2 separate regions of the Homo sapiens genome follow, and region 2 is linked to region 1. The links are chromatin loops, found by intact Hi-C in ENCODE. Cell type or tissue: gastrocnemius medialis. All regions are shown on one strand. Links, peaks and the distances in the headings refer to the core of each region. The heading gives the core; the rest is flanking DNA. Region 1 overlaps TMED10 (transmembrane p24 trafficking protein 10). Region 2 has its middle 21 kb from the start of FOS.

Region 1 (15,000 bases), core at 3,455-11,454:
ACCCTTTTATCTTTCCAAACCACTCAGTTGCAGAACCCCAAGCTCCGATCAGTTCATGCATGTGCCTTTTCTTTTCTTCTGCATCCTGGCTGCTAGGTTGTACCGCTAGAAATGTGTGGTTCATTATCTTAGCTGAGATCTCAGTGCTACCCAGCAGTCATTCTATGTGATGTTAGTCAGCTTTCTTTCTGTCCTGTGGAGAGGGCAAAATTGTTGGCCCAGAAGAACTTGGTTCTATAGGTGTGTTTTGTTTTTCCTTGAGATAGTTTTTCTTTTCTTTTCTTTTCTTTTCTTTTCTTTTCTTTTCTTTTTTTTGAGACGGAGTCTTGCTCTGTCACCAGGCTGGAATGCAGTGGCGTGATCTCTCTCACCCTGGTTTCAAACGATTCTCCTGCCTCAGCCTCCCAAGTAGCTGGGACTACAGGCACGCATCACCATGCCCAACTAATTTTTGTATTTTTAGTAGAGACGGGGTAGGATGGTCTCGATCTCTTGACCTCATGATCCACCCACCTCGGCCTCCCAAAGTGCTGGGATTACAGGTGTGAGCCACCGTGCCCGGCCTGAGATAGTTTTTCAAATGTTGGGATTGGTTGTAAAGATTTAAAAATTAAGAGATTTCAAATGAAAGTTAAAATGTCTACCTTCTCTTGAAAAACTGGATGATCTGAAAACCTGGAGTGCCATGGCAGTCATTGGCTTTTCCTATAACACAGGCCATCTTTTCTAGTTTGCTGTGTATGGCTTGTGCTGGTCCAGTAGACTCAGTATGTTTCTCACTTGATCTCTGTGGGCATTTACTTTTTGGTTTTGTCCTGTAGACTCTACCTCCTTAAAATCCCTCAAACTCTTCAGTTCATGGGTTACTAAACTTTTTTGTAATTACATAAAATTATTTAATTAAATACAATTTAATAAACCTTAATAAAATTAAATAAAATTTAAAATTATTTTAATTAAATAAAATCTGTCACCTTCTCTCTATACTGAAGGCCCTTCTCCTTTCTTACCTGGAGTACTGGAATAGTGTCCCAACCCACCTCCTTATCTCTAGGGTTCTCTCTCTATAGTCTGTCTTCATAGTACTGGTAGCGTCATCTTTCTGAATTGTCATTGACTCACATCATTCTGTTTCAAATTCCTTATTGCCCTTCCACTTTGTACTAAATGAAGCTTAAACTCCTTAGCATGCTATTCTAGTTCTACATGATTGGGCCAGTACCTCTCCAGGCACTTAACCTCTCTGGGCCTCAGTTTCCTCCCATGGAACACGGGGGAAATAATTCTTGCCAGTAGGGTTATAGTGAGGATTAAATTTAAAATGCTTATAAAGCAGCAACACATTATTTGACACTTAGTAAGTATTCAGTAAATACTAGCTATTAGTAATATGATAATGCCATATTTTTGTTTTATGTTTTTCTGGACCCAGGCCTTCATATTTGCTGTCTCTTCTACCCTGAACTTCTTTACCCCTCTTTCCCTTGATTGAAATTCATCCTTTAGGACTCAGCTCATGTGCTACCCCCTCCTAGATACACTCCCTGACCCTCCATAATCCCATGGCACTTGTGCATACCTCTGGTAGCATGCCTTGCACATTGCAGTGAAGCGCTCTCTCTCTGTTAGCTTTATTGAGGTATAATTGGCAAATAAAAATTGTTTATATTCAAGATATATAATGTGATGTTTTGTTATACATACACATTGTGAAGTGAATACCACAATCAAGCTAATTAACATATTTCATCACCCCATACAAATGTCTAACAAATACATTAAAAGTTCCCCAGTATCACTAACCATCAGGGAAATGCAAACCAAAACCACTATGAAGGCATATCATTTCTTATCACTCTCCTCTCCTCATTTAGACTCATAAGCCCTTTGAAGACAGGAACTATCTTACTCATACTTGTATCCCAGTGACCAGCACAGGTCTAGGTATCTTAAATGTTTGATAAATTAGGCCGGGCGTGGTGGCTCACACCTGTAATCCCAGCAGTTTGGAAAAGCCAAGGCAGGCGGATCACTTGAGGTCAGGAGTTGGAGACCAGCCTGGCCAACATGGTGAAACCCCATCTCTACTAAAAACATAAAAATTAGCCGGGCTTGGGGGTGCATGCCTGTAGTCCCAGCTACTTGGGAGGCTGAGGCAGGAGAATCACTTGAATCCGGAAGGCGGAGGTTGCAGTGAGCCGGGATTGCGCCACTGCCCTACAACCTGAGTGACACAGCGAGACTCTGTCTCAAAAAAAAAAAAAGGGCCAGGTGAGATGGCTTACACTTGTAATCCCAGCACTTTCAGAGGCCAAGGCAGGTGGATCACGAGGTCAGGAGATCAAGACCATCCTGGCTAACACGGTGAAACCCCGTCTCTACCAAAAATACAAAAAATTAGCCGGGTGTGGTGGCATGTGCCTGTAATCCCAGCCACTTGGGAGGCTGGGGCAGGAGAATCGCTTGAACCCGGGAGGCAGAGGTTGCAGTAAGCCGAGATCGCATCACTGCACTCCAGCCTGGGTGACAGAGCGAGACTCTGTCTCAAAAATAAATAAATAAAAATAAATTTAAAAGTTTGACAAATTAGCAAATGGTGCTGGATGGCAGAAGACAGTTGACTAATACTACTGTTTATTAGGGAATTTAGAAGATGTGCCATAAAACTTTTTTTAGTTAATCTGTCATTTCAAATTTATCTAGTAGTGATAACTTTTCTTTAGTTATTATCAATTTTTTCCAAAATAAAATAACTTTATTATTATTTTTGAATATAAGTGATCCAGTGATACATGCCTTTTTTTTTTTTTTTTTTTTTTTTTTTTTGAGACAGAGTCTCGCTGTGTTGCCCAGGCTGGAGTGCAGTGGCACAGTCTCGGCTCACCGCAACTTCTGCCTCCCGGGTTCAAGCGATTATCCTGCCTCAGCCTCCAAAGTAGCTGGGATTACAGGCGCCCAATACCACTCCTGGCTAATTTTTTTTTTTTTTTGTATTTTTAGTAAAGACGGGGTTTCACCATGTTGGCCAGGCTGGTCTCAAACTCCTGACCTCAGGTGATCCACCTGCCTCGGCCTCCCAAAGTGCTGGGATTACAGGTGCGTGAGCCACTGCACCTGGCAGAGCTACCACGCCCGGCTACATGTCATTTTCAAAAAAGGCCGGGTGTGGTGGCTCACGCCTGTAACCCCAGCACTTTGGGAAGCCGAGGCGGGTTGGATTATGAGGTCAGGAGATCGAGACCATCCTGGCCAACACAGGGAAACCCTGTCTTTACTAAAAATACAAAAAAATTAGCTGGGCATGGTCGTGGGTGCCTGTAGTTCCAGCTACTCGGGAGGCTGAGGCAGGAGAATCACCTGAACCCGGGAGGCGGAGGTTGCAGAGAGCCGAGATCACGCCACTGCACTCCAGCCTGGGGACAGAGTGAGACTCCATTTCAAAAAAAAAAAGGGAAAAAAAAATAGAAAGTCTCACCCCTCAGAAATAACTACTGTTATAAAGTACTTTTAAATATATAAGCTTAAATGTGTGCTACTTAATTTTCCTGCTTAAAATTTCCCCTTAAAAGAATTATGTTTTAACAAATAGCATTAGAACATCCAGTTTAATGTAATTAAGCCACTACTTTTGTGTTCCACATTGCAAAGTAGCTTCCAGTCTTAAGTGATGAAATATGCTTTCTACTAAGACAGCCACGTGCTCTAGAAATGAAGGCTAAGATCCAGTCTGTTAAATTACCATGGAATTCCCTTGCTTTGTATGTGGCTGTTTACTTAGCAGTATATGCCCTTTATTCTGTGCTGATAGGCCATTCTTTGGTAATAGAGCAGCTTAAGTCTGAAGAGCTAAAGCTAAGGATCTAGAAGAAAGGAATAATCATTTATGGAAGCCAAAGATACCTTTTTTTTTTTAGGATAAATTTCTCTCCTTTTTGTTTTTGTTTTTGTTTTTTTGAGACAGAGTCTTGCTCTGTCACCCAGGCTGCAGTGACACGGCAAGCTTCCCAGTACCTGGGACTATAGGTGCGCACCACCATGCCTGGCTAATTTTTGTATTTTTTGTAGAGATGAGGTTTCGCCATGTTGGTCTTGAACACTTTTTTTTTGAGACAGAATCTCACTCTGTCATCTGGGCTGGAGTGCAGTGGCGCAATCTTGGCTCACTGCAACCTCCGCCTCCCAGGTTCAAGCGATTCTCCTGCCTCAGCCTCCTGAGTAGCTGGGACTACAGGCATATGCCACTGCGCCCAGCTGATTTTGGTATTTTTAGTAGAGACGAGGTTTCTCCATGTTGGTTGGCCAGGATGGTCTTGATCTCTTGACCTCGTGATCCATCCGCCTCGGCCTCCCAAAGTGCTGGGATTACAGGCGTGAGCCACCGCGCCCAGCCAGGTCTTGAACTCTTGAGCTCAAGTGATCCTCCTGCCTTGGCGTTCCAAAGTTTGGGATTACAGGCGTGAGCCACCATGCCTGGCCAGAAACTTCTTTTTTGTTTCCTGTGTTTTGTTCCCACTCTACCTGGCCGTTGACATAATTAACATGAAATTTGCAGGAATAGATCTCCTGGATTGTCTTCTCTATGTATGCTTTTCTTCCTGCTGTCCTTGTATTGTGTGTCCTAATTTTATTCTCCACCCACACCCCTTCCCCATCAAATTTGTTTTATAGAATAAATGTGTTTTTATATATCTTTGTCCCTCTTGTATAATCTTTTGATAATTGTCTACTTTCATTTTTGTGACATGTTCCTCTATGCGGAATGATACTAGTGAGTTTTTGCCAATAAATCCAATGTATGTAACTTGGAGCATTAGCTAGATTAACTTTTTGGTATGGTAAGACATCCTATAGCAGCAACAGATTTTAGCCCACAGTGTGATTAGGCTATTTGAATGGATGAAATTTGCTGTATTTGGATTTAATCTTCTAATCCAGTTTTTGTCTTTGGGGATGGTTGGAACATAGTCATCATAATGAGAACTATCAATTGTCTTTCATAGATAGTGTCTCTATCTTCCCAGTTTCTGTAAGTTCTCTTCCTGAGTGTTATTTGCTGCCTATTCTTACTACTTTTCTTATTTTAGATCACAGATTCTGCTGGCCATATTCTCTACTCCAAAGAGGATGCAACCAAGGGGAAATTTGCCTTTACCACTGAAGATTATGACATGTTTGAAGTGTGTTTTGAGAGCAAGGGTGAGTAATCAAGAGTGTTTCTCTGGATTAAGAATCTTCTCCAACTCTAATGCTCCTTAATACAGTCAGCACTTAATATCTAGTTTCATTTGTATTCTTTATTTATTCTGATTTGGAGACCTGTTACCTTGTAGTCTTTGGAGCACCTTTTAAAAGGTCGACTACATGGAATAAAAGATTGAATAGGTGGAACAGAGAGAATTTTTAGGGCAGTAAAAATATTCTGTATGATACTGTAATAGTGGATACATGTCATTATATGGTTGTCCGAACATTACATTTGGAATGTACACCAAGAGTGAATCCTAATGTAAACTGTGGACTTTGGTAGATAGTGATGTGTCCATGTAGGTTCATCATTTGTAATGAATGTACCACTCTGGTGGGAAATGGTGATAATGGGGGAGGCTATGCATATGTAAGAGGAAGGGGGATATGGGAAATCTTTGTGCCTTCCTCTCAGTTTTGTTGTGAACCTAAAACTGCTCTAACAAAGTGAAGTCTTAAAAAAAAGGCTGGGCATGGTGGCTCATGCCTGTAATCCCAGCACTTTGGGAGGCCAAGGCAGGCAGATCACTGAAGGTTAGGAGTTTGAGACCAGCCTGGCCAACATGGTGAAACCCTGTCTCTACTAAAAATACAAAATTAGCTGGGCATGGTGGCTCGTGCCTGTAACCCTAGCTGCTCAGGAGGCTGAGGCAGGAGAATCACTTAAACCCAGGAGGTGGAGGTTGCAGTGAGCAAGATTGTGTCACTGCACTCCAGCCTGGGTGACAGAGTGAGACTCCATCTCAAAAAAATAAACAACAACAACAACAAAAAAAACTGGCCGGGCGCAGTGACTCACGCTTGTAATCCCAGCAGTTGGGAGGCCGAGGCGGGCGGATCACCTGAGGCCAGGAGTTTGAGACCAGCCTGGCCAACATGGCGAAACCCCATCTCTACTAAAAATACAAAAATTAGCCAGATGTGGTGGTGGCACATGCCTGTAATCCCAGCTACTCGGGAGGCTGAGGCAGGAGAATTGTTTGAACCCAGGAGGCAGAGATTGCAGTGAGCCAAGATCGTACCACTGCACTGCAGCCTGGGTGACAGAGCGAGACTCTGTCTCAAAACAAACAAAAAGGATTGTCTGTTTGCCAGGCAAATGCAGAGAGAAAAATTATGAAGGGTCCTTTTACAAAGGAGACTCTTTAGGGCTATGATGTCAGCTAAGAGGATAGGCTGACAGTTCTATGCAAGAGACTGTATAGTCTGGACTCGACCATTCTGAGAAATGGTGGTTAGGTGATTTCGTTGTGCAAATATTAAGTGTACTTACACAAACCTAGATGTTATAGCCTACTACCCACCTCGGCTATATGGTATAGCCTACTACTGCTCCTAGGCTACAAAGCTGTAAAGCATGTGACTGTACTGAATACTGTAGGCAGTTAGAACACAATGCTATTTGTGTATCTAAACATAGAAAAGATATAGTAAAAATACAGTATTATAATAATCTTATGGGACCACCTTCATATATGCAGTCTGTCCTCGACTGAACTGTCTTCATGTAGTGCATGACTGTACTGTGCTGTGACAATCAGGGAGGTAGTTGGAAGACCTTGTAAGAAAGAAGATATCCTGATCATTTGGACCAGGTGGGGCTGTGAACTGCTTAAGTTTCACAACTTTTTCAATGAGGAAGTACATCTTCCATGGACAATGTCGTAATCAGGATTACACATTGGATTTGGGAGAACAGAACACTCTGGGTGCCACATTTTGTTTTGTTTTGTTTGAAGACTTGTTGTTTTCATGCTCAGAAGACACATGTGACTTGTCTTACTTTGTTCTCAGTCTTACCCTGTGCAGTCTTATTTATATTTCTCTTGCTTTCGAGTTAATCTTTCCAGTCTATCCAAAAGAAGTCCTTTTTTTGTGTGTGTGTGAAACAAGAGTCTTGCTCTGTCACCCAGGCTGGAGTGCAGTGGTGCGATCTTGGCTCACTGCAACTTTACCGGGTTCAAGTGATTCTCATGCCTCAGCCTCCGGAGTAGCTGGAACTACAGGCACGCACCACTGCGCCTGGCTAATTTGTGTATTTTTAGTAGAGACGGGTTTCATCATGTTGGCCAAGCTGGTCTCGAACTCGAACCTCAAGAGATCCACCTGCCTTGGCCTCCCAAAGTGCTGGGATTACAGGCATGAGCCACCGTGCCCATCCCAAAAGAAGTTCTTTACTGTCTTTCAAGCATGCCATACTCCGATTTTAATATCTGAGCCTTTGCTCATGCTTTGCCGTCTGCCTAGAGTACTTTGCCTAAGTCCTGCCTTTAGGTGTTCCCTTTTTAGTGAAGTCTGTCCACAACTACAATCTTCTCTCCTCTTCCCTTTGCTCCATATTGGAATTGTCTGAACCAGTTCCTTTGGCTTAAACTTTTACAGTGCTTTGCATTTTCACCATAGTTGTTTTGTGTATATGTCTTAGATCCCAATTGAATTATTTGAAGGCAGGGATTGTATCCTGGCTTAGTCCATTTTGTGCTGCTATAACAGAACATCGCAGAGTGGGTATAAACAGTAGAAATTTGTTTGGTTCATGGTTCTGGAGTCTGGAAAGTCCAAGATCAAGGGGCCACATCTGGTGAGGGCCTTTTTGCTGTGTCACAATAACATGGCAGAAGGTATCACATGGCAAGAGAATGCACAGGAGAGCAAGAAGGGGCTGAACTCACTTTTATAACAAACCTACTTCTATGATAATGACATTAAATCTATTGATGAGGGCAGAGCCCCATGACCTAGTCAATTCTTAAAGGTCCTACTTCTCCGCCAGGCACAGTGGCTCATGCCTATAATCCCAGCACTTTGGGAGGCTGAGGCAGGAGGATCGCTTGAGCCCAGGAGTTCCAGATCAGCCTGGACAGTATAGCGAGACCCTGTCTCTACAAAAAATACAAAAATTACCTGGGTGTGGTGGCTCACGCCTGTAGTCCCAGCTACTTGAAAGACTGAAGTGGGAGGATTGCTTGAGCCCAGGAGTTCGAGGCTACAGTGAGCCATGATGGTGCGTGCCACTGCACTCCAGCTTGGAAGACAAGAGTAAGAACCTGTCTCAAAAAATTTTTTTTAATTAAATAAATAAAATTAAAGGTTTTACCTCTCAACACTGTTGCATTGGGGATTAAGTTTCCAACACATGAACTTTGAGAGGGGCACATCGAAGCCGTAGCATATCTCTTTAAAATCTCCAGCACAGTTTTAGTACTTAGTGAGTTTTCAATGAGTAGTTATTGAATTGACTTCAGTTCATTTCAGAAAACTTCCAGTGTCTCTCAGGCATCAGAGGGTACAGTACCATTCAGTGTGGCTTATGGTTTCAGGAACCCCAGTGCTTCAGTGGCACTGTTTCCCACAACTTCTAATTTCATGCAGGCAGTTGTAAATTTTATAACTAGGTGAATTCCAGGGGATTGGGGCTGAACAGTTTTCTGGGGCTCCTTGGGTCTTTTCCTTTCTCCTACTTGATGATTTAAGATTAGAATGCTTCTTTGATCCAGCTGAATCAGATTGACTCTTCTAACATGAACTCTATTATAAGAAGCATCCCTGAGATTTGAACACTTAAAGTTGTTTTTTTTTTTTCCTTGAGCTGTTGTAACTCTTTTAAGGGCTTAGTGGGAATAGCTCTATGACATTGTACTCCTACTGAACTAGGCCATACATTGATCAAAATGTTTGAATTAAAGTGGAATATTAGATAAAACTTATGTTCTTTTCAGTACTCAGATTTATATTAAGTAAATCCAAGCTTAGCACATATCCAATAATCCTAATTCATCATGGCCTTCCCTCAAAATTTGACAGGGCAACCTTTTCAGATGTGGAAATACACATTTTCAGCCGAAGTTGTTGCCTACTATCTCTTGATTTATATGCCACTCAATTTCACACTGTTTTGATTTTTGAGTTTTATTTCCCAATTCAATAAGCCTGTGTGGTTTCCCTTCTGTTCTGTTCCTCTGTAGTACCAGTTGCAGTATCTTGTGTCCTTGCCTGCTCAGAGATGTTTGCCAGCAGCATGTTCTTGTTGCTTTCCGGCACCCCACACAGATAGAGGCTTTGTCTGGAATGTTTGTGATTTTAGCCAGAGCCAGGAATTTTCTGCAACTGAGCAGGGGGAGGAGTTGTGGCTGTTTCCCTCTATTGAGAGGGTAGGGGTTCTGTAGAGGGAGGGCGGGCGGGTGGGTGGGTAATTTCCCAGAATTTTAAGTATTTCACACAATGATTCCTTTGATTTCTTTCTCAGGAACAGGGCGGATACCTGACCAACTCGTGATCCTAGACATGAAGCATGGAGTGGAGGCGAAAAATTACGAAGAGGTATGTCCTGCTCTAACAGCCAGAGGAGGCAGCAGTGTGCTATGCTGTGAGGTTTCTGTGACCTCGGCAGGCCAACAGGCTGTGCTTTGCCCAAAGGGCTGTGGTTTCTTAGCAGTCTTGTGACAGCCAGCCATGATCTTACTGATACAAAAAGTGGTATTAACAGCCTTAGCCGGGCGCGGTGGCTCACTCCTGTAATCCCAGCACTTTGGGAGGCCAAGGCGGGTGGATCGCCTGAGGTCAGGAGTTCGATACCAGCCTGGTCAACATGGTGACACCAAGTTTCTACTAAAAATACAAAAATTAGCCAGGAGTGGTGGCGTGCGCCTGTAATCCCAGCTAGTCTACTCGGGAGGCTGAGGCAGGAGAATTGCTGGAACCTGGGGGGCAGAGGCTGCAGTGAGCCGAGATCGTGCCACTGCACTCCAGCCTGGGCGACAGGGCAAGGCTCCATCTCAAAAAAAAAAAAAAAAAAAAACAGCCTTGAAGAATAATTCTGGCTGTGCTGTCAGCCAAAGACTGAACAAACTGTCCCACAGAATGTTGGTTTGATAAAACACTGAAGCATATGGCATTAGTTCTCTTGAACTGTGTGTGTGTAGAGAGAGATATTTTAAATTTTTTAAAGCTGGAATTCAGTTATTTGTTAATGCCCAAGGTTAAGAAAAGTGATTTGTTTTTAATTCCTAAGACTTTTTCCCCAAGACCAACAGTTGTATATCTATCTATCTATCTATCTATCTATCTATCTATCTGGGGCATGGATTCAGTGCTGTTTAGTCTTGAACAACTGTTTTGTGTTTGGGAAATAACAATAGTCAAAGATAGTTTTTAGTTAAAATAATTTCAAACTTTCAAGGAAGAGGGCAGGATGGAGGAAAAAGCTGCAAGAGACTAGGAATGGTGATAATAGAAATTTGATGCTGATAAGAAGTTATTTATTATAGACTAATAAAAACTGACACTTATTTGGGTGACAGGGAGATGGAGGTGTACACAGAATGAGGAGAAGGACAACAGCCTTTTTCATCTCTGCGAGACTTGGGGGCAGCACAAAAGGGTTCTTCAAATGAAGGGCACCTTTGAAAAACCACAAGAACTATTTAAGACTAGATAATTGATCTTTACAGAAAGATAAGAGTATTTTTACCCAACAAAACAGTACGTAAGGGCATGAAGGAGGAGTGGGGTACAGGAAATAGAATGGGCTTTTGAAGAATGCAAACTAAGTAAATGAAGGAAAATTGGTTTAAGTGATTTAGGAAAATTGTCTAGGAATAGTGGAACAGAAGTTGCTCTCTCTTTGGACAGCACTTTGGAAGGGAAATATCCTAAAATGGAAGAAGATTGGAAATGACTGGTTAATTCTGCAACAGGAAGTAGTACAACAGTTGCAGCTCTTTCCTTGTTCAAATCCTCAATTGAATGAAACTAGGTAGCGTTATTTAGAGGCAGTAAATAGGAGCAAGTGATACAGTTGTGAATGGGAGACAGTTTCCGGTAGAGAATTTTCAATTGTTTGTTTCTGTTTCCAGGCTAGTTTAATTTAAATAAATAAAACAAGAAGACCTCTTTATTTGATGAACTTGAGTAAATTGAAAAATTTTTTTAAACCTTCATGATTCAGAAGAATCTTAATTATATTTAAATAAGATTATGTTAAAGTGCTTTTATAAGATATAAAACACTAGGGAGAATGTTCTCATTATTATAAGGTAGAAGAATAGGTAAAATGATTTCCAGTTTGTGGTTACTGCTTCTGTTCCCGAACTGTGGACCATTCTCAGTTGAATTTGTACTCTGTGGAATTTTACCTATTGTAATCTTTTTCTCCAACATGATGCCTGTCATTAAGGGTATTTATTTATTTATTTATTGAGATGGAGTCTCGCTTGGTTGCCCAGGCTGGAGTGCAGTGGCGGGATCTCTGCTCACTGCAAGCTCCGCCTCCCGGGTTCACGCCATTCTCCTGCCTCAGCCTCCCGAGTAGCTGGGACTACAGGCACCCATCACCACGCCCAGCTAATTTTTTGTATTTTTAGTAGAGACGGGGTTTCACCATGTTAGCCAGGATGGTCTCGATCTCCTGACCTCGTGATCTGCCTGTCTTGGCCTCCCAAAGTGCTGGCGGATTACATGCGTGAGGCACCGCGCCCAGCCCAAGGGTATTTATTAAATAACAACACATCAATGCCCTATTAGACAGTAGACATAGCTAGTTCCCCTCAAAAACAGATGACATTATTGTGGGTTTATATAAAGAATGCTTTGGACACAGCTGTCGTATAGCATTTTAGAACCCCTATACCTCCTGGAATTTCCATCATCCTTGGACTTTATAGACATTAGGAAAGGGGCTTTATCTTTCCTGACCTTTTGCTTAACCCAAGAGGGGAATCCCTAGCCCAAAGAAAACCACGGTGCTTCCTTTGCCTGCTTCCTGCTTCAGACGTCTGACATGTCCTAAGCCTGCCTTTACGCATGTAGTTACAACACAGCTCCAAGGTTCTGCTTCTTAACCAAGAAACTCCTCCCCACTACTTTCTTTAACATCTATCCCCACCCTCCTGCCCTTCACCCCTGCTCCCCAGCAGCAGACCAGATTGATGTAGAGGAGGAATGGCTATGACACAGTCCGAAGACCAGCCCTTTCTTCAGTCTGCAGCAAGGCTGCCTTGAACCTTGCTTAGAAATGGCTGTTAGCTGGCAGGGCACGGTGGCTCACACCTGTAATCCCAGCACTTTGGGAGGCCAAGGTGGGTGGATCACCCAAGGTCAGGAGTTGGAGACCAGCCTGGCCAACCTGGCGAAAACCCCATCTCTACTAAAAATACAAAAATTAGCCGGGCATGGTGGCGGGTACCTGTAGTCCCAACTACTCGGGAGGCTGAAGCAAGAGAATCACTTGAACGATTTAATTTCAGGCCCTTGAGATAATGGAGAGGCTTTATCTCCAGAGGATTTGGAATCTTTGGCATCAGCATTAAGATTCGGGAATGTGGCATACTTCTTTAATTTTCATGTCCAACACATCTCTCCCTCATATCTGTGGACTCATAATTCTGAAATCCCATGTGGTCCTGTAAGATTGAATAGTAATTGTACCACACTACCTACCTAAATTGTTATTAATTAATCCATGTGAAATTGCTATGTAACACAATACAAATGTAAGATGATATTATTTGGAAGACAGAATGCTTGTCATACTGTGAAGAAGCATTAAGTCTTGTTGTTTGAATTCTTTAAAGAGAAAGAATGCCTTTGTCCTCGGAAATAAAGCACTTTTGATTTTGATTTCTTGCATTTTATTTTATGAACCTCTGACCACTGTCTCACTTCTGCCCTTCAGAGGGTGTATCTTTGTAGATTCAGGATGTGAACCGAGCCACTTCTTTTTAGTTTGTCATCTGTGAACTAGAGCAGTTGTTTGTAGGGACTTACTGTCTGTGCAGTTGGGAGAATGCAGGCAATTACTGTCCGACAAAGAAGGAGCTATCTGACACATCTTCTAACTCCTGGGCTGTGTGTCCCACGAGTAAAATACCGCTTTGCCTAGGCGATTCTATTTGTCTGTCATTTGCTATCAATCTATATTCCAAAAACACAGCTGCCCTGGTTGGAGCAACAGCTGAAGACTTTCCAAAAGTTCTGTTTCTCTGAGTGCTCTCAGGAAGGAGGAACTCTGATTCCATGTACTAGATCCAAAGTCCTTTTTTTTTTTTTTTTTGAGACAGAGTATCACTCAGTTATTCAGGCTGTAGTGCAGTGGCGTGATCTTAGCTCACTGCAACCTCTGCCTCCCGGGTTCAAACAATTATTCTGCCTCAGCCTCCCGAGTAGCTGGGATTACAAGTGTGCACCACCACACCCAGCTAATTTTTGTATTTTTAGTAGAGACAGGGTTTCACCATGTAGGCCAGGCTGGTCTCCAACTCCTGACCTCAAGTGATCTGGCCACCTCGGCCTCCCAAAGTGCTGGGATTACAGGCATGAGCCACTGTGCCAGCTCTGTTATGTTTATCTTGCTTGTGTTAGACTAGATGGTCTTCACATTTATTGCTGTGCTCCTGGAGTTGGTGGGGGCTGTGGTGGGAGGCATGGAGGCAGCAAACTACTTTGACTGAATTTGTCTTGTCACAAGAAGCTTCTCTCTTGGATCTTGATGCTCCACCAAGGAAAAGAATTTAGAGATTCCCTAGAGGTTAGATTAACACCTCTGTTTTAAGAAGCAGTTTTTTCAGAGAATTAATACCTTTTCTTGGTACAGTTACATATAACTCTGTGAACTCTTTAGATTCAAATCTTCATTATAATGGAAGATTTGGATATGGTTTTAGAAGAGTTTAATTTTACTGGTATTTTGGAGGTGTTATACAGAAAAAGGCTTTGTAACTTGTAGCTTTTCCAAACAGTACCTACCATGACCAGTAAGAATGATGTTAATAGATATGGTGGTAGAGAAGGCTTTCTCCTAGGCGGCGGGCCTCATGAAAATAGATGCAGGCTGGGCGCGGTGGCTCACACCTGTAATCCCAGCACTTTGGAAGGCTGAGGCAGGTGGATCACCTGAGGTCAGGAGTTCAAGACCAACTTGGCCAACATGGTGAAACCCTGTCTCTACTAAAAATACAAAAATTAGCTGGGTGTGGTGGCAGGCGCCTGTAATCCCAGCTACTCGGGAAGCTGAGGCAGGAGAATCATTTGAACCTGGGAGGCAGAGGTTGCAGTGAGCCAAGATCGTGCCACTGCACTCCAGCATGGGTGACAAAGCAAAACTCTATCTCAAAAAAATAAAAAAAAGAAAGAAAAAAAATCAATGCAGAGTGCTTTTAGTATACAAGAAACACTTGCTTCAGGGGACCAGCAGCACTTAGCTACTTTGAGAAAGTTGGCTTCTTTGAAGAAGGCATAGAGTGGGCAGAACAGGTCAATTACAAGTGTTTACCAAGTCTCAGGTCTTTACGACTATATAAACTATAAATCATTTTAATTTCCTTGAGTTCAGGAGCCAAACTAGTGTGGAGGGACAGGATAAAAATAAAACAATTTGTGAATATGACAATATATGATTGAGTGTTAACTGTGTGACACAGTATGTGTTGTAGGGCTTCAGGGAAGACAGTGTGGACAAGAGTGGTTGAAGGAGGCTTTCAAGGAGGCTTGAAAGATAGGTCAGATTTGGGTACAGAGAGCATAAATGCTTTTGGAAGTCAGGGATTCTGTTCTCGAATTTTACAGCAGAGTTTGGCAGTTTAAATGCTGTGATCACCCTGGGTAGGGAGTTAAGAGACCATGGTACTGTTAATTTTGGTTGGACACCCAAAGGGCTGAGTAACTTTATGGAATCTTTAGTTTCCTCATTTGAAAAATGAGGGACTCACTGCAAAATGAAGCACCTTGTAACTATAACATCCTTTGATTATTTAACAACTA
Region 2 (15,000 bases), core at 2,227-10,226, 110 kb before region 1:
GCTAATATTTATTGAGTGCTTGCTCAGGAATTATGCGAAGTGCTTTACAAATATTGTTATGGTTTTTGTTGTTGTTTTGTTTTGAGACGGAGTCTCACTCTGTCACCCAGGCTGGAGTGCAGTGGCGCAATCTCAGCTCACTGCTACCTCCACCTCCCGGTTCAAGCGATTCTCCTGCCTCAGCCTCCTGAGTAGCTGGGATTACAGGTGCCCGCCACAATGCCTGGCTACTTTTTTTGAGATGGAGTCTCACTCTGTCACCCAGGCTGGAGTGCAGTGGCATGATCTCAGCTCACAGCAACCTCTGCCTCCCAGGTTTAAGCGATTCTCCTGCCTCAGCCTCCCGAGTAGCTGGGATCACAGGCACCCACCACCACACCCGGCTAATTTTGTATTTTTAGTAGAGACAAGGTTTCTCTATGTTGGTCAGGCTGGTCTCGAACTCTCAACCTCAGGTGATCTGCCCACCTCGCCCTCCCAAAGTGCTGGGATTACAGGTGTGAGCCACCATGCCCGGCCTACTTTTTGTATTTTTTTTAGTAGAGACAGGGTTTTACTATGTCGGCCAGGCTGGTCTCAAACTCCTGACCTCAAGGAATCCTCCTGCCTCGGTCTCCCAAAGTGCTGGGATCACAGGTGTCAGCCACCGCACCCAGCCTTGTTATGTTATTTAATATTCACCACGATTCAATGATGTAGGTATATTATTCCACTATTTTGGTTGAATAGGTTCAATAATTTTTTTTTTTAGTAGAGATGGGATCTCACTATGTTGCTCAGGCTGATCTCAAACTCCTGGCTCAAGCAAATTTTCCCACCCCAGCCTCCCAAAGTACTGGGATTACAGGCGTGAGCCACCACACCCAGCCAATTCAATATAATTTTTAAAATAATGATCTTATAATTTTCTAATCCACACCATATAATTGGGCTAAATATTTCCCCAGTGTAGTTGATAGTGCTCTGGTGACCTGCATAAGTAAATTTATTTCCCTAAGTACCTACCAGGGAATGACTAATAAGAGAGAAACTCAGGGCCAGGTGCAGTAGCTCACGCCTGTAATCCCAGCACTTTGGGAGGCCCAGGCGGGTGGATCACCTGAGGTCAGGAGTTTGAGACCAGGCTGACCAACATGGTGAAACCCCATCCCTACTAAAAATACAAAAATTAGCTGGGCATGATGGTACGTGCCTGTAGTCTCAGCTACTCGGGAGGCTGAGGCAGGAGAATCGCTTGAACCTGGGAGGCCGAGGTCGGCAGTGAGCCAAGATCGCACCATTGCACTCCAGCATGAGCAACAGAATGAGACTCCATCTCAAAAAAAAAGAGAGAAACTCAATCTCATGGGCCTTAATTATGCTAATGTTGCTTGGAATTAAAATATAGGCTCAGCTTCTAGAGACATTGGGCTTTGGAGAAAAATTTATCTATGTTGTGCTGGTTGCATTGGGTTCATATGCAACCACAGAAAATATAGAATGCTTCCAGTTTTGCTAGGGGACACTGGAGGCAGGAAAACAGTATGCGCCAAATCTTGCCCAAGATGCTGGTTAAACCTGCTTTGCCAGCGTCTCCTGTACCTACCTGGGACACCAGCTGGAAGGCAGGTTTGTTCCCTCCTCTGGGAGGAACCATGCCAGTCCCTAACACTCTGCCCCATCTGATCTGGCTAGATCAGGCTTTGGGAAGTCAACAATCCCACCTCGCCAGGTAAAACCAGAAGTGTTCAGGTGGTGCAGCATGGTCCCAGCAAGGAATGGACTCACTGAAAACAAACTGATCTGCCCAGAGTGGAAGTAATTCCAAGAGAATTATTCAAAGTATTATATTCCCCATATCAGAACCCATTCTGGTGAGATTATGTTACTCTCCTTTAACAAAGAAACTGGTGACCCAAAGAAGCATCGTGTGAGAAGTGGTCATCTTATCAGGAACATTAATTCTTGAGTTAAATTTTTACCTCTCCTTGATTTCTCTATCTGCTCTTTGTCACTGTCAGCACCACCCCATAAATACTGAAGAAGAAACAGGAGTGTCCAAGGTAAATAGGAAAAATAAAGACAAAGCAGGGAATTTGCATACAGCTACATATCTTTGATTTAAAAGGACTATCCTTCAGTTTTAAATAATGTCCTTTTTTTTTTTTTTTTTGAGACAGAGCCTTGCTCTGTCATGCAGGCTGCAGGCTGGAGTGCAGTGGTGCGATCTTGACTCACTACAACCTCTTCCTCCCACTTTCAAGTGATTCTCCTGCCTCAGTCTCCCAAGTAGCTGGGATTACAGGCGTGCACCACCACGCCCGGCTACTTTTTGTATTTTTAGTAGAGGTGGGGTTTCTCCATGTTGGCCAGGCTGGTCTCGAACTCCTGACCTCAGATGATCCACCTGCCTAAGCCTCCCAAAGTGCTGGGATTGCAGGTGTGTACCACCGTACCCAGCCAGATAATGTCCTTTTGACTTTTTTAGTGTTAAAATGTCTTCTCATTTATGAAATGATAGTGATAATAAGTAGTAATTGTTGTTCGGTAAAATTCAAAGTTGGCAACCCATGTCAATTCCCAAACTTGTAAAAAAAACTTTGCTTGCCCCTATAGTATATGGGAGTCTCTGGATGACTGCAGTGGTGTCTTCGGAGGTTTTAGGTGAGGATGGGGAGAAGCATTTCCCCCCTCATCTGTGAGTGGAACTACGGGTCTGCTGGGTGGGTTCCGAGGGTCCTGTGTCAGCAACTGGTACACCATGAAGGTTGACTTTGACTAAAATGAATAATCTCTAGGATTCCAGCATCTCATTTCTCAGACCTACCCAAGAGCCCAGTGCACCTGTCTGGTGCCATCTCACCTGTCGGGGAGGAACATGTCTGGTAATGTAATTTACATTAAATTTCAGGAGCCTACTGCTCACAAGAGAATTTGTCTTTTAAGAGTAGGACCCAAAGGGAATGGCAAATGCTTAATCCAAAGAAATATATTGCTGATGATGGAATTTTAGGGACAGTGAGGGAGCATTCCTTGGCATAGGGCATATCAAATCACATAGATGGGCATTTATCCAGTCTCTCTATGAATTACATCTCTTGACACTTGACCTTGACACTGCTCCATTTACAGACCACCTCATCTTGCAGAATATTTTTAAACTTTAAAATACCCTCTGACTTACGGTTTTTGAAGCCCTTCCACAAGCATGACCTAGTATGACCCTCCTAACAGTCCCGAGAGGTAAGGAGGCCAGGTAGCAACATCTCCTTTTTTTTTTTAGAAGGAATTTCGCTCTTGTTGCCCAAGCTGGAGTGCAATGGTGCAATCTTGGCTCACTGCAACCTCCACCTCCGGGGTTCAAGCAATTCTCCTGCCTCAGCCTCCCAAGTAGCTGGGATTATAGGCATGTGCCACCACACCTGGCTAATTTTTTGTATTTTTAGTAGAAATGGGGTTTCACCATGTTAGCCAGCATGAGTGGAAGAGTGAATTCTATCATGGCTGAGATGTGAAGGAGGATAGTGTGAACCTGGGCCTTGAAAGGCCAGGTAGGTCACAGCTCCTACACATCCTGGCCTGGGCCAAGGCCTCTTCTTTGCCAGGGAAACCTGGCAAGTGGAGGCTTCACTCAGCACTAAGATGGAGAGGTGTTGAGGGAAAATATACCCACAAATAATAATCAAGCATTTATGCAGCATTTAGTATTTCCACACCACCAACTAATAATCACTGTATCATTGCAATCCTCTTGGGTCAAAGCAAACGTGTGGGGTCAGTGAGTTGTCCAGACCCCATTTTATAGATGAGGAAATAGGTTGGGGAAATTAATCATCTTGTGGTTTAAGGAAGTCAGCAACATAGAAGGACATCATGGTCCTTATGTTGAATCTGGTCATCTAAACAGAGAGGCTCAGCCGAAACACAAGGCAGCAAAAGAATATGCATGTGTGTGCGCATGCAAGCATATATGAAACAAACTGCTTCTCACGATACAATCAAAACGATATCTATTTGGTATTTCCTAGACTAAAAATTCGCTGGGTCCCACATCATGGCCCATGACCATGTTTGGGTCAAACAAAAAGAAAGAACTGGCCTGGCCGGCTGTGGTGGCTCACGTCTGTAATCCTAGCACTTTGGGAGGCTGAGGCAGGTGGATTGCCTGAGCTCATGAGTTCAAGACCAGCCCGGGGAACACGGTGAAACCCCGTCTCTACTAAAAATACAAAAAATTAGCCGGGCGTGGCAGTGTGCACCTGTAATCCCAGCTACTCGGGAGGCTGAGGCAGGAGAATTGCTTGAACCTGGGAGACGGAGGTTGTAGTGAGCCGAGATTGCGCCATTGCACTCCAGCCTGGGTGACAGAGCGAGATTCCATTGAAAGGAAGGAAGGAAGGAAGGAAGGAAGGAAGGAAGGAAGGAAGGAAGGAAGGAAGGAAGGAGGGAGGGAGGGAAAGGAGAGAGAAAGAAAAAAAAGAAAGAACTGGCCAGGCGCGGTGGCTCACGCCTGTAATCCCAGCAGCACTTTGGGAGGCCAAGGTGGGCAGATCACTTGAGGTCAGGAGTTCAAGACTAGCTTGGCCAATACGGCAAAACCCTGTCTCTACTAAAAATACAAAAATTAGCCAGACGTTGTGGCAGGCGCCTGTATTCCCAGCCACTTGGGAGGCTGAGGCAGGAGAATCACTTGAACCTGAGAGGTGGAAGTTGCAGTGAGCCAAGATCCTGCCACTACACTCCAGCCTGGGTGACAGAGCAAGACTCTGTCTCAAAAAAAAAAAAAAAAAAAAATTCTAAGACTGGGAGATGGAGAAGGACATGGAAATTTGGAGGTTATAACTGATGCCCTTGGACAGAATCATAAAATGGGTTCATATGCTAGAATCAAATCTAGGCACTTAGATATTCTGTCATCTTTCACCTTCCTCCCCTCTTCTTCATCCACACTGAGAAAATGCCCTCAGTCACCTCTTCCAGCTTTTCAGGTCATCTTCAATGTACAGTGTAAATATTATCTCGTTATTCCTCTTTCAGTGTAACCCAGATATATTGGCTCTCAGAGACCAAGACATGCTATATTCCTGGAAACATAAAGAGAGATGATAGAATTAGAAGGGATGTTTGATGGTCTAAAATGGATCTTATATCCGACTTTCAAATATTCCCTGGCAGTGTCAGGACAGAAGGGAGACTAGCCTAGCAATTTAATATATTTACTGGGTAAATAGTAAGCACTTGCAGTCCCTGACTTAATCAGAATGAAGTTCATTACGATAAAGAGCTGTGCCCTTTGGTCCTGTTTGCATTAAGCAGGCTCTTAATTTCATTTAATTTCACTACATCTCTGAAGGAAATTATAGGCTATAAGGCTAGCCAAAGAGTCGGAGGGGAGGACAGATAGCAAGCATATCCACCAGAGGAGATAGAGGAAAGGAGGTAGTGGGCTAAGATTAGAGCATAGAGGACAGAGATTCCCCTTATCAACCCCAATCTATGAAACTAATTTTACTTTCTTGTTTTTAACTTGACGTTTGTATCAGTCTCTCTCTTTCTCTCTGGGTTTTAGAAACATGTTATCAGGTCATCTAAACCTTTTATGAAACATTTCAGACTTGTACGTGCATGAGCTGGTGAAGATTTATTATATTTGACACCATAACTACAGATTTTAAGGCATTCTTTTAAGCGCAACTTGACTGAAACCCCTGAGGCTAGATCGCTATCTTTTGCCAGATGTTAACTTGGTTTCACTGATGGAAACCCAGGGTAAGGTTAAAACTGTTTCTGGACACATTCGTACCTTGGAATGTTTAACTCCATCAGTATATTAGTATTAGATATCAAGAAACCTGGGCTCTTGATCTGTGTTCATCTCTGTCTTCAATTTCTTTCTGTTTCTATTGGAGAAATCAAATGGTCCCCCCGATTTGAATTAAAACAGGCGGAGAGGAAAGAATAAGATCCAATGAGCCCATAAATAGAAGTACCCACCCAGGTCCTTTGGGATTCTTTGGTATCTATTCAGGTTACAAGAAATCTGCCCATCTCTGGGTGGGAATACGGATAAATGATGTCATTCAACAGAATTAGGACCAGACGGGGAAATGTATCCAAATCCTGCAGGGGGTAGCACTGAATGCAGGCTTTAGATATGGAAAGGCCTCCGAGTGCTCTCAAGCATAAACAAGAGTAACCGTGAAGGCAACACAGTTTCTGGGATGTGACTGAGAGGGTAACGGCACTTCTGAGATGTGCTGGGGGGTGGGAGCAGGGGTTATAACACCAAATATTGGGTTGTGACAGACGCCGGGCATGAGGGCCATAATTCCCACAATGGACTAGAGCACAGTGGAACTATGTCATCTGCTGGGCTGTAATCGGTAGGAGCAAGCTGCACGTTCAGCACGTTTTCTCCTGGATCCCATCCTTGGCGACCGATCTAGACCTCAGCCTCCAGGATCTGTTAGAGAAATAAACAAGTGGGAGACAACAACCAAAACAGCAACACAGTCGAGCGGGCGCGGGAGACGAAGCTCCGCCTTTGGAAGCCTCGGGCCAATCAGAAGCCTGTTGCTGGGGCCCGGTGTTTGGCCGCCTGACGTTCCCATGGAGACGGAAGAACGTTACACACCAAACACTGGCGACGTTGACGTCTATGCATTATATCCATGGAGACGACAGAGTAAACGTCATCCCCCCACACTTCCCCGCCTCCCTTAGCGCCAGGGGCTGAGGGAGCGACGCAGGCGTCGCCGTCACGTGCTGGACGCCAGGAGCGAAGCCCGGTGGGCGGGGCCTGTTGCTATGACTGCAGCTGCGGCTGTTTGGAGCTGCAATTAGAAAGTGCTGAGGTGGCAGTGGAGCCAGAACCGATTCTGGAACAGCTTCTCCCGCCCCCGGGCCAGAGAGGGTTCCCCAGCCCCTGGAAAGCCAGGACACCCCCTAGGCTGTCCCAGCACGCCTCAGCCTCAGGTCCTGAGCCAACATCTCTCTGCGCTGCCTGTGAATCCAGACTGTGACTCCAGACTGAGGGCCAAACCGAGACCACTCCCTCCACCGTCAGTTGGCCATAATTGTCAGGGTGACCTCCCCGACCGACCGTCTCCACCGACCGTCTCCTCCAGACAGCAGCCCACAGAACAGCCACCGACCAAACTGCCTTGCCCATGAGACAGGAGCAAAACCAGCTTAGAAAACTTTCCCACTGTTGGAGTAAAACCCAGAATTCTCCCAGAAAGGAGAAGCATAAGGAACTTTGAATTTATCTTTTATACTTTAAAAGCAGCAGAACTTGAGACATTCATTCCTCGGAGCTTTGTTGAAGAATTGAGGAAGGGGTGCTTAATAATCCCATTCAAGAATAGTTCCTCTGGAAGGGAGAGAAAACTCAGAAATCCCTGAGTACTGTGATACTCCAAAATGGGAAGGCCTGGAAAAACCTAGGTCATTAAAAACTGAAGCTTAAATTTCTACATTGCTTAATTTTGTCTCAACTGCACAAGCCAACAGAGTGTGAGAAATCTCTCTGCGTGCCAGCCTCCCTTTTCGTCACACAACTCTGGAAACAGTTATAGGAAGATTGCAGCAACAAATTGTAAACAAAACCAGGTCAAGAAACAGAGGAGAGGGCCAGGCAGGGTGGCTCAGGCCTATAATCCCAGCACTTTGGGCAGCTGAGGCAGGTGGATCACCTGAAGTCAGGAGTTCAAGACCAGCCTGGGCAACATGGCGAAACCTCCTCTCTAATTAAAAAATAAAAAATAAAAATAAAAATTAGCCAGGCTTGGTGGCGGGCGCCTGTAATCCCAGCTACTCGGGAGGGTGAGGCAGGAGGATCGCTTGAAACCAGGAGGCGGAGGTTGCAGTGAGTCAAGATCGCGCCACTGCACACTCCAGCCTGGGCGACAGAGCGAGACTCTGTCTCAAAAAAAAAGAAGAAAGAAACAGGAGTGAAAAGTTGAGATGACCATGTGAAGCCAGCCAACCTGAACAAAATGTAACTTTTGAATGATAAGGCACAGCTGAGCGGCCCAGACTTTGAATTTTCTCCAAATATCATGATCTTCCATCCTGGCTGAATTTAAATGGTGTCTTTTGTATTTGGGGGAAAGCAGAGGGGATATTATTTGCTGGAATTAAAAGCAAGCCATTTGGGTGAGCACATAGTCTGTTGCAGATGGTGGAGGCATAAAGAGGGATTTCATGTAAATGAATGGCATTCGGAGTTGGCCTGGGCTTTCTGCATTCCTCCACCAACACATATCCAATCCCATTGTCTATCTCTGAGAAATCAGCACCTCAGGGTCCCTTCCCTGTTACTCCATAGTAGCCCTCCCTGGGCCCCCATTCAGATATTTTGCCACCTGTCCACAGAGCATATCCGTTGCCTTTCAACATTCCCTTGCTCCATCCTCTGACCTACCTATTACTCACTTCCCCGACATCCTTCCCTAAACACTTCTTGACTCCCTTCCCACTCAATTGCCACTCCCCAGGATTTTACCCAGTTGATCATTGCTCCCCAAACCCTTGCCCCATCCACTCATCCCCACCATAAAGTTTTTCATGTCTGGTCCTTACTTAATAGAAGACAGTAGCTTATTGGAACTTCTGTCCAGTTCCAAGCAGAGGAAGAAGGGCACAGTGAGTGGAACAAAGCCATGATCAGCCCTTCAGGAAAAAAAAACCCTGGCCGGGCACAGTGGCTCACGCCTGTAATCCCATCACTTTGGGAGGCAGGCGAATCACTTGAAGCCAGGAGTTCGAGACCAGCCTGGCCAACATGGTGAAACCCTGTCTCCTAAAAATACAAAAGTTAGCCAGGTGTGGTAGTGCAGGCCTGTAGTCCCAGCTACTCAGGAGGCTGAGGCAGGAGAATTGCTTGAGCCTGGAAGGCAGAGATTGCAGTGAGCCAAGATCCCACCACTGCCCTCCAGGCTGGGCGACAGACTCTGACTCAAAAAAAGAAAAAAAAAAAAGGAGAAAAGAAAAAAGAAAAAAATATTGGCCGGGCGCAGTGGCTTACGCCTGTAATCCCAACACTTTGCGAGGCTGAGGCGGGTGGATCACCTAAGGTCAGGAGTTCGAGACCAGCCTGGCCAACATAGTGAAAACCCGTCTCTACTAAAAATACAAAAAATTTAGCCGGGCGTGGTGGCGCACACCTGTAATCCCAGCTACTTAAGAGGCTGAGGTAGGAGAATCACTTGAACCTGGGAGGCCGAGGTTGCAGTGAGCCGAGATTGCGCCACTGTACTCCATCCTGGGCAACAAAGTGAGACTCAGTCTCAAAAATAAATAAATAAATAAAAATAAAAACAAAAACCCAGATAGTAGTTGAGATTCATGCTATATATCCAACCATAATGCAGATTCTGCTTATTACAGGATTATGGGCAAGGTAGCAATTTACTAATTCTGGTATTTTCAGGGAAGAAATGACAATTTCTACTTTTTTCTGTCAACGAATGGTTAAGCTAGACTTCTCTTTTCTAAACTCCACCTAGAGCATAAAAGCAGCTGGAAAAGAGAGAAACTTCAAATTCAGGTTAATGAGAAAGCCTGATTTATGGGTAGATTAGATTGAATCAGTTTTTGACATGGAAATGAAGTGGTTTGTGTTTTGTTTCAGATGGGAAAGCACTGATGCAATTTACCTCTAGGCACAGAAATAACCCATTTTAGGCCTGGCATGGTAGCTCTTGCCTGTAATCCCAGTACTTTGGGAGGCTAAGGCAGGCGGATCACCTGAGGTCAGGAGTTCGAGACCAGCCTGACCAACATGGTGAAACCCCGTCTCTACTAAAAATACAAAATTAGCCAAGCATGGTGGCGCATGCCTGTAATCCCAGCTACTAGGGAGGCTGAGGCAGGAGAATCACTTGAACCCGGGAGGCAGAGGTTGCGGTGAGCCAAGATCATGCCGTTGCACTCCAGCCTGGGCAACAAGAGCGAAACTGTCTCAAAAATAAAAAATAAAAATAACCCATCTTGTCATCTAGAAAAGAAGTGGAACAGCAGTCCTTCTTATCTCCCTACTTGAAACGCAGAGTTAAGTTCGAATAAGATGGTCGTATTTACTTTGCCATTCTCTCTCTTGAGGTCTCTCTTTCAGTCCTTCAGGCTAATCAAGGACCCAGCAAGCCACTGACACAGTGTATGAGAAGGAGAAAATAAAGGCAAGATTTATCTAATACTTTTGATATGCTAGGACTATGTAGAGTACTTGAGAGTACTCTATGTGTTATCTCGTTTTATCCTGTTAATATCCATGAGAACTAGGTCTTCATGTGCCCACTTTTACAACGGAAGAAACTGAGATTCAAGTAGTTAAGTAAGTACAGAGCCAGGACATCTCCAATGATGCCATGGAATGCATGGAAAACCTCCACTTGGATCATTCCACGAGCTTTCTTTTCCATAGGGAGACTCTAGCCCCCTTTTCCAAACTTTTTTCTTTTTCTTTTTTTTTTTAAAGAAGGGAAGATTGTGAGATCTGCTAGAGCTTCATGAAAAGGTGCTGACACCACAAAGAACACAAATTCATCCCTGCCTTCTGGGACTAGCCTATATTTCCTCATTGGCTCAAGATCCAAGGAGGCAAAGAGAGACATGCCCCAGAGCACACGCAGCAGAAAGGTTTGGGTGGTTCGGGGAGACTCTGACCTGCCCCAGGCTAGGGAGGGCACTACCTGAGTTCAACAGCTCCCTGGACAGCTCCACACAGATTTATCTGCAGCTGTCACTTACAACCAGCTCCTCCTTCCTCTTCTCCCTCCTCCCCAATGCCTGACCCTGCAGGGAAGCACGTCCAGCACGAATTCTTTCAAACCTCAGCTACCTTTAGGATTTTTATGTGTCTGAAGAGTTCCCTTCTTGACAAGCAGCATTAGTCAAGTCCAGTAGGTGGGAAGGGCATTTCCCGGTGATCCTGGGCTTGGAGGAAGGGGAGACCCTTCTCCCTCCCGGCTTTGGCAAGCAACCATAGAGAGGTCCATGTGGGTGGCAATGAATACAGACAAGCCAGAGGGGTTCTTGCTGGACAGGAATGCCCACGGGCCACACCTTCCTCAGCCCTCAGAGCACTTCATCATGTCTGGACCCGTGAATGGGGTGGCAGTGCCAGGGAGTGGGTTCTCCCAGTGTCTGGCTCCAACAGCTGGTTTACTGTGATGATTCTATTTGTGTTCCCTGTGTTCTGTTTGGCTTGGCAGCAGGGAAGGAAGAGGGCAACAGGTTCACTCCAGTTTGTACTGGGTTGTTCCTGCAGCCACACCCGGGCATTAAAGCAGGCGGCTTGCACCCTGGATGCCTTTACCTGGGGGCCCTTGGTGTGCAAAAGCAAAGCGTGGGAAGTATTTCCTTTTCATGGGCCAGCCAGGTGTGGCTGGCATTTCACCTATTCCTGTATTACTAACGTCATCCAGATTCAGGTCAAAGGGCAGGTTTCCTAGACTCCCATCACGCTGAGATCCGGGATCAGGGGATGGTTGATCAAGTCCATTTGGGCTGGATTACCTGAGTTCCTACTACTCATGGACACTTAACTCCTGCTTCTAAAACAAAATCTGTCCAGGCACAGTGGCTCATACCTATAATTCTAGCACTTTGGGAGGCTGAGGCAGGCGGACCACTTGAGCCAAGGAGGCCTAGACTGCAGTGAGTTATGATCATGCTACTACACTCCAGACTGGGAGACAGAGCAATACCTTGTTTGTTAAAAAAAAGAAAAGAAAAGAAAAGAAAATTCTGGACCAAGCGCAGTAGCTCATGCCTGTAATCCCAGCACTTTGGGAGGCCAAGGCGGGCGGATCACCAGAGGTCAGGAGTTTGAAAACAGCCTGACCAACATGGAGAAACCCCATCTCTACTAAAAACACAAAATTAGCTGGGTGTGGTGGCACATGCCTATAATCCCAGCTACTCGGGAGGCTGAAGCAGGAGAATCACTTGAACCAGGGAGTCGAAGGTTGCGGTGAGCCAAGATCACGCCATTGCACTCCAGCCTGGGCAACAAGAGCGAAACTCTGTCTCAAAAAAAAAAAAAAAAAAAAAATTCTGAGGTCAGGCAACTGTGCTGTACCTTGAAGGACTGGTGTCCCCAAAATTGAAATATGGTCTCTCCTAAAGCATACAAATTAGGGGTTCTTTTTATACAAGGTGGTAGCTTTCAAGGAAAACAGACTTCAAGGTCAAATAGACTTAGTCTAGAACTCTGGATTTGCCCCCTTACTTAGATGAGCCTCCATCCAGAACTAAAATCTCTAGCATGTGAAAAATAACAGCAAATATTTATGCTACTACATGCCAGGCACTGTTCTAAGCATTTTTGTAAAAACTCATTTAAGCCTCAAAACAACATAAAGAGGTGAGTAGGTGAGTAGATTATTGTCATCCCCTCTTACAGATGAGAAATGGAGGCAGAGAGGTTAAGGAGATTTTCAAAGGTCACACAGTTGATAAATGACAGTGCTAGGATTCAACGGAAGGAAGTCTGGAACCCATACGGAAGCGGAACCAGAACCTCTGGAACACATCTCAGAACCAGAATGGTAGCGATGTTCCTGGAGAGCCCTGCTGTGCCGGTGGCTAGATGCCTTAGACAGCAGACACAGACACAGCACCCCAGACCCGCCCTGTCATCTCTATGCTTCCCTTCTGAGGCTCCCAAGTCAACTTTGGAAAGGGCCTTTCTTTTTTCTGAGACAGGGTCTCGCTGTCTTTCCCAGGCTGAAAATCACTGAAATGCAGTCACTGAAATGCAGTGACTTTATCCTAGCTCACAGCAGCCTTGACCTCCCAGGCTCAAGTGATCCTCCCTCCTCATCCTCCTGAATAGCTGGGACTACAAGCCCCCACCACCACACCAGGCCAATTTTTGTATTTTTTGTAGAGATGGGGTTTCACCATGTTGCCCAGGCTGGTCTCAAACTCTTGGGCTCAAGCGATGGCCCGCCTTAGCCTCCCAAAATGTTGGGATTACAGGTGTGAGCCACCGCACCCAGCCAGAAAGGGCCTTTCTACTAGCCTAAACATTGCCCTTGCCCTGGACCCTGGGGCAGCCTTCCCTTGAATGCAGGGATTTCCTGGCTGAAGGTCACAGTCATGGTCATCCAGCCAGATCAACGAAAGGATCTTCAGAAGTGCACTAGCTTCCATGGGCTCCTCACCTGCTCCAGGGGCAAGAACAAGGCCTAGCATTATGACGCTATGGACCTGTCATGAATGAGCATTCTTCCCGGCAGGCAGGCTTATGCCTCTCTGTGCTCCTTCACACGCTGGGGGCCGGCAGAGCCAGGCTGGCATGCTGGGCATAACCAAGCATGTCGAGCAGGCAAGGCCACAGACAGCCCTGCCCTGAAGAAAGTGGCCATGACCTAGACAGCTGAATAATGAAACCATTTCCTCTCCAGGAGAGACCTGAGCACATGGCTGCAGGGCCTGGCAAAGCCATAGGCTTTGTTCCTGGGGCCGCTCCCTACCCGGATGAGATAATGTGCATTGTGGGGCTTGAGACAGTTAGAATGACTTCTTAAACGGAAGCAAGGTGTAGTTCATTACCATCACCCACGTTTACTGAGTGCCAAGTGTGCTTTATGTGACTGATAGGAATTCGTTTACTTTGTCCTTAAAACAACCCTGTGAGGTAGGTTCTTATACTATCCCCTTTGACAGATGAAGATATGGAAGCACAGAGATTGCTCGAGGCCAGGGGTTCAAGAGCAGCCTGGGCAACATGGCAAGACCCAGTATATATATATATATATATGTGTGTGTGTGTGTGTGTGTGTATTTTTTTTTTTTTTTTTTTGAGACTGAGTCTCGCTCTGTCACCAGGCTGGAGTGCAGTGGCGCAACCTCAGCTCACTGCAACCCCCACCTCCCACTTCAAGCAATTCTCCTGCTTCAGCCTCCCAAGTAGCTGGGACTACAGGTGCCTGCCACCACATCCAGCTAATTTTTTTGTATTTTTAGTAGGGACGGGGTTTCACCGTGTTGGCCAGCATGGTCTCAATCTCTTGACCTCATGATCCACCCACCTTGGCCTCCCGAAGTGCTGGGATTACAGGTGTGAGCCCCTGCGTCCAGCCTTCTATATTTTTAGTTTTTTAAAAAAGCAGTAGAGGCATAGAGAAGTTAACTTTCCCAACTCAGCACAGGCAATAAATGAGATTCAAACTCAGAAATGGCTGACTTCCCAGACTGTGCTAAACTATCTAAAGCAAAATGGAGGCCCTTTCCTCAGGGTCAGTGAAGACACAAGACCAGAGAAGGGTCTTGAGACGCTTCCATATTAGGCTGGGGATCCAAGGCCCTTGTCCAGTTACTGGGGACCCTTGGGACCATAGCCCATGCCTCCAGAAGTGTCATCTGATCCAACTTCCAGGCTCTCACTGGCCACTCTGGAGCTCAATGAGCCAGAGATGGCTCCACTAATCCCTTAGGCTAGCTAGAGCCATACTACAAGTTTACAACTCAGCTGGAACCTGGCTGGCCCCACAAGAACAGCAAAGGATGGGGACAGAGAGTGGGTACAAAACTGTGACTGTCTTACTTCTGGGTATTTGTCAGGATGTGGCCTTGTCCATCTGGGCTGGGGCTCTGTTTGTGACTGGGACAGCATCGTGCTATAGGCCAAAGCTTAAGCTCCCAAGACACCCTTCTATTTCTTTACAGTGCCTCTTCTCCCTCTGCTTCCTCCTGATAAAATACACATATCTTAGTAGCATTTGACAACACCAGCCCTGGAGCTCGACTCCCTGGGTTCAAATCCCTGCTCTGCTACTCATTGCAAACTATTTATCTTACGAGTTAATCTTTCTGTGCCTCAGTTTCCTTCTCTGCAAAATGGGCACACCAATACTACCTTCCTTATACTGTTGTTGGAGGACAACAAGATAAGGTGTGTGGATGGCAAATGCTTGACAAACAGTAGGCATTAACGTGGTGGTGGTTTATTATATATTTGCTTCCTTCCTTCTCAGTATACTGAGATAAGTTTATTGAACGCTGGCTATA

Evidence for each region. A loop is a pair of places that touch in the nucleus more often than their neighbours do. Peaks named below come from ENCODE experiments on the same cell type or tissue, not always from the same donor. Only the 100,000 strongest peaks of a DNase experiment are listed, where the experiment ranks them.
Region 2: a loop joins it to region 1, with 3 times the contacts of the local background. A loop is called at or near these places in 8 of 110 quality-filtered maps.

What each region holds. Positions count from the first base shown.
Region 1 is chr14:75,142,228-75,157,227 of GRCh38, reverse strand. It overlaps TMED10 (transmembrane p24 trafficking protein 10), which reads left to right. Exons shown (of 5, transcript NM_006827.6): 2 at 5,085-5,196; 3 at 9,491-9,564. Among named protein-coding and RNA genes, the nearest start is that of NEK9, 23 kb to the right of the region's middle. RefSeq lists an enhancer at 4,200-4,864 and silencers at 9,228-9,522, 9,468-9,762. In gastrocnemius medialis, for the core only: a CTCF peak has its summit at 9,656; DNase peaks (open chromatin) are centred at 6,837, 7,257, 9,277, 9,617 and 1 weaker place; H3K27ac peaks cover 8,000 bases.
Region 2 is chr14:75,250,820-75,265,819 of GRCh38, reverse strand. No RefSeq gene overlaps it. Among named protein-coding and RNA genes, the nearest start is that of FOS, 21 kb to the left of the region's middle. RefSeq lists enhancers at 6,259-6,518, 6,699-7,677, 5,525-8,099, 8,377-8,876, 8,771-8,940 and 1 more. In gastrocnemius medialis, for the core only: a CTCF peak has its summit at 6,160; DNase peaks (open chromatin) are centred at 6,679, 7,529 and 8,369; H3K4me3 peaks cover 1,557 bases; H3K27ac peaks cover 4,407 bases.